Regions from separate parts of the Homo sapiens genome. Here region 2 is linked to region 1. A link is a loop called in an ENCODE intact Hi-C map of the cell type or tissue named here. Cell type or tissue: Caco-2. All regions are shown on one strand.

Region 1 (2,500 bases):
AACTGTATTGAATAAGATTTTTTAATGGGAAATCCCTGCCATGTTTCTGAATTCCTTTAAATTAGTATTCAGAGTTACACACAATTGAGTGAGCTGGCATTCTTTACATAAGAGATTCAAAAAAAGCTGAGGGAATGTATGCTGTTTGCTCCCCAAATGTCTGGCAGTGAGCCCGAGGCATTTTTCTGGAACTTATCCATGATGTTGGCTCTGAAGAACTTCCTACCACGAGTGGGTCATGCATTCACTGAATTTTACAAGTGAAATTCAGTAGCTTCTCAGAATCAGCCCAAAGAGAGCAGCAAACATCTCCTGTTGCGTCCTCAAGAGGCTGCCTATAAAGTACTGAACAATTTCTTTGAGGACCATTTTTCAGCAAATGGAGTGAGCCAGTTTACAGAACCATGCCCAGAATTAGGCTTCCAGCACTAGGCAGGGCAGTCAGGTCACTCCAAGGAAGCTCAGAGCAGTTCCTCCCTGCCACGCCTTCCTTTGCAGGGCTGGAGAGGTTAGGGGAGCTGAACCCAGGGACTGGCCCGAGGTCATCTAGGGTCCAGATGGATGACCGTCCCTTAATTGTTTTCTCGGGTGAGGGGAGATAGAGCCTTTGGTTGTCATTACATAGCAGCAGGTCCATAGTCCCCTCCAGATAAGTGCCTGAAGTACAGGGTGGCCACCTGTTTCAGAGACCCCACCAGATCTGACATACATACACCATTACGTAAGTTATAAAGAGCATATAGAGATAATAACCAAGTGAATTGGGAGGCAATGGCTCCCTTTCATCTGCCATCTTCCCACACCTTCTAAAAGTGCCAACTTATGTGAGAACACACAGTGAGGGTCACCTTAGGGAATGTCCCCCTGGTCTTTGGGCCCCTGGCAGGAGAGCAAGTCCCCCCGGTAGGCTCTTGTGTGACTGCAACAGGCAAGGAGGGAGTCCCTAGAAGGCTGGCTCTGCCTGCACCACGTGGTTCTGCCTGGCTCAGAGAACCCGGCCGCTGCTCCACCCAAGGTCACTTGCCCGTGCCTGTTTAATAGAAAGATCTGGGCAAACATTGTAGAATGTTGACATTTTTACATTGTAGTAGATACGCTGCACCAAGTAAAATACCACTAGACAGTCGTGCACTGAATACCGCTCTGCATCATCTCTTTTGCACACTATGTATTCCTCTGTGCTGTTTTTACTTTAAGGAAGACATATTTTGATGATTGCTTACACTCCACTCCATTTGGATTTTCCCCATGAGTGGAAACCCCTGCTTAATTCATGAATTGGGGAAATACGATGTAGTGAAAAGATCGTGGACTTCGGAGTTAGGCTGACTTAAATTCAGGTCCTGACTGTCATTTAGTAGTCATGAGTCCTTGGAAATTATATTTTAATCTCCTAGAGCCACTGTCTTTTTTTTTTTTCTGGTTGGTTGGTTTTGGTTTTTCTCTTTTCTAATGCAGTATAGCTAGCTGCAGTCTGTTTCGTTCTTATTTGAAAACGGCTAGTAAATACACATATTCCTTAAACGGCCACTTGAGGGCAGCATTGTCACATTTTTGCTTCATGATTGGTAGTCAATATCAAATAGCATTAATAGGTAACTTGGATACATACATATCTGGAAGTTTTGAACTAGACACTGAGATGTGTTTGTATATATGTACAAGCATGCATAGCTATACATTGTCAAGTTCAAAGTGTCAAGTTCAAAGCTTCTTTCATGAAACCAGATGTATTGGCTGACTTGCAATTTTTAAGGTAACACATTTTATATTGGCAAGAATCAAAATATGATTTAAAAATTTATAAAACATAGAAAATTACAAAGTGCGGAATATGGTTATGATAACACCAAGACCAAAGAGAATCAATGTTAATATTTTAGTGTGTATCATGTTTATGTGTCCCTGCGTGTAGACATTCATGAATACATATGTGTATGTCTGTGTGTATGCACACATAGTCTCCTATAGTTTTTGAGTGGCCTCATTCACTGAAAACTTTTGTGAATAGCTTTACAATTTTAAAATATACAGCATTGAAAACATTTCCCATGTCATTAAACATTGTTTTGAAACTTTGTGATATAGCACATCCCATCATGTGGTTATCCTGTGTTTATATGATTTCTGTAAAAAAATTCACGATACATCTATTTTTTTTCTCTGTGATAACATTCTGGTCCAAGCACCTACGTATATCCTTTGAACAAATCCCAGGAATTGGACAAAACATAAATTTTTGATATTAATACAGATTTTCAAACTGTTCTCTAGAAAAATAGTACCAGTTTCACTTCCATCAACAGTGAGAGTAGAGACCACCTATTACTTCCTCTCTGGCACCTTATATACAAAAATGAACATGAAATTTCTGCCCATTTTGCTACATGAGATCCAATTAGCCAGTCCATTGAAAACCATGCATAACAGTTACTCATCTCAAGATTTGTAGTCACTTCAATTTTTTTTTTTTTTTTTTGCTTTGGGACGTGCCTCACAG
Region 2 (2,500 bases), 1.2 Mb after region 1:
CCAGCATATGGAGAATGCCACACTGGGTCAGCCCCTGCCCCAGATCCTGCCCCCTGGCCTCCAGGCTCTGGGCTTTCCTCCCCTCTGTGGTAGCCTTTATCTCCATTGCAAGCCATCTTTCCACTACTAACAGTTAAAAGCCTCCCCTTTCTCTCTACTCTCCCAAGAAACCTCATCCTCACCTGTGGACAGGTGGCCGCCCAACTCTCTTCTGCAGCTCAAACCACTGTGTCCATCTACCTCTTTGTGTCCCTAGACATAAAGGTACCCAAAACTCCCAGAGTGCTGAAGCCACACCTGGCCTTTCCCAGGGGCCCACTGATCCCACCATCCATCACCCATCACCAACTGGGAATCCCCCCTGCAGCTCACCAGTGCTTCCCTGCCCCGGCCTGGCAACCACACTCAGTGGGAAGGCCTTGGCAGTGGCTTTCTTCAACTCCCCAGCTGCTCCCAACCCCCCAGCCACAGTGATCTTTCCAAAATGCATATGGCCTCAAACTCAAAATATTTCCTTGCTGCCTGCCACTCCAGCATAGAAACGGGGACCCAGGTGACACAGGTGTCATGCCGCTGGGTTTCCAGGGACAGCCAGGACCTCCCCATTCCTGGTATTCCTGATATCCTCAGATCTCAGCTGCTCCAGGGGCTGGAGGTTGCGTTCTTCTCATAAAACAAGAACAGTATAGGCATTTGCTTTTCATCAGTGTAATGAAACTTTAGGGACTTATGATCCTAAATCACATTACACCAATGTGAACTGCACTCAAATTGTTGTAAACTAAATTTGCAGAACAAGCAGTTTTTGTGCAATTCTTTGCAGTCTACTCAGCTCTTTCATCTCTGTGTTCAGGTTCAATCCTCATTAGTTCTTCTATGAGAGATAGTTATCCCCAGATGCGTTCAATGCTCAGCTCCTTGCCCTGGCAGGCCCCGTCCCAGGGTCCTGGATGGCAGATGCCATGCCCGCCCCGCGAAGCTCAGGCTCACCAAGCAAGCAAACCGCAGCTGGTTTAGGTAGACAGCAGCTGCCCACAACTGCTAACAGCCTCGGGTTTCTTTTCCTCAGAATCACTCACCCTAAATCTACACATTGTAGACTGTCACATTGGTCTAAGTAGTGCTCCTCAAAGTGCACTGCACATTAGAGTCACCTGGGGAGCTTCACCGCCGGGCCCCAGGCTCTGATTCGCCCAATGGGAAGGGAGCACCGGGCACTTGTCCTGAGCCCCTGGCCCCTGCCTGGTTCTGCAAACCCAGAGCGTCCACATACCAGGCTTCCTGTGCTTAACATTGTGTCCTTGAAAAGAGCTAGCTGCACTAATGCCCATTGATTTCACTGTGTGTGACCACAGTAAAGAGAAGCAGCTTTGAGGGATTTAGTGTTTTCACTCCAGTGCATTCCATTCTAAGGAAACGCCTGACCACGGCTCATGGCTAGGAGGCCCCGCAGTGCCAGATGCTGCCCTGGAGTTCAAGTGGAACATTTGCTGTCTGAACCTTTCCAAACTCCCCCCACCCATGACCTCATGGCCCACCAGGGGGCGACTTTTTCCTGGGTCGCCTGGCAGAGAGCCGGAGGGGGTGCTCAGGGGGCAGCTGCTGCAGGCCCAGGCGGACTCAGCCGCGCTAGGTCGGCTCCGTCGCACCCGTCTGTGCACACTAACCTTTAGGGGAACTTGCCTTGCTTCCTAAGCCGCGACTCAGCCGGGGCTGTGTAAACCCTCCCTGCCTGTTCCCAGGCTAGTCTGGCTCCTCGCCTCCTTCCTCCCGACCGCGGAGCACGTGCACTTTACCTGCGCACTTGCAGATCTTTCTCCAGGAGTGAGTTTAAGGTCCGCACCTCCGCTCTGGATGGTGAGCGGAGCACAGCCTTCGAAGTAAGAACTCAGAGGGAGCTCGGCGCTCCCGCAGCGGGTCCCCCACCCAGGCACGCCCCCGGCCCGGCCCCGCCCACAGCACTCCCCACTCGGCCCCGCCCACAGTGCGGCCACGCCCGTAGCACGCCCCTCCCGGCCACGCCCACAAAGCTGCCCACATGGCCCCGCCCACAGCTCGCCCGCTCCGCACCCCCGGCCCCTCAGCTCCCCAGCCCCCGGCGGCGCGGGCTGAGAGCAGCTCCGTCTAAGGCCACGCCGCCCCGGCGTCCCCGACAGCGCTCTCCGCGGGGATAGTTTCCAGCTTTACCTCTAAAGAGGCGGCCCAGGACTGCGGACAGGCTTTTCCCTATGAACAAGAACGGGGAAATGCTCAGTGAACATTCTGTTCCCTTCAGAGCTCTCCCAGCGGGCACTGAGAGGCCCTCCAGCTAGGACGCCAAGGTTACACTTGCCGACAGCCCCTCCTGCAGCACAGACACACACACGAGATACACAGACACACACAGATACACAGACACACACAGATACACACAGACACACACACAGATACAGAGATAGACACGATATACACAGACACAGATACACAGATACACATACACAGAGACACACACAGAGACACA

What was found. A loop is a pair of places that touch in the nucleus more often than their neighbours do. Peaks named below come from ENCODE experiments on the same cell type or tissue, not always from the same donor. Only the 100,000 strongest peaks of a DNase experiment are listed, where the experiment ranks them.
Region 2: it touches region 1 in a loop (8-fold over the local background); 3 of 110 quality-filtered maps call a loop at or near these places.

Annotation. Positions count from the first base shown.
Region 1 is chr15:26,887,966-26,890,465 of GRCh38, forward strand. The region is part of intron 6 of GABRA5 (gamma-aminobutyric acid type A receptor subunit alpha5); the gene reads left to right. Among named protein-coding and RNA genes, the nearest start is that of GABRA5, 22 kb to the left of the region's middle. In Caco-2, no CTCF peak of the experiment used is centred here; a DNase peak (open chromatin) is centred at 1,536.
Region 2 is chr15:28,097,428-28,099,927 of GRCh38, forward strand. OCA2 (OCA2 melanosomal transmembrane protein) reads right to left here and starts at 1,888. Exons shown (of 24, transcript NM_000275.3): 1 at 1,797-1,888. RefSeq lists an enhancer at 1,183-1,835. In Caco-2, a CTCF peak has its summit at 1,546 (motif pointing right); DNase peaks (open chromatin) are centred at 1,554 and 1,994; H3K4me3 peaks cover 1,588 bases.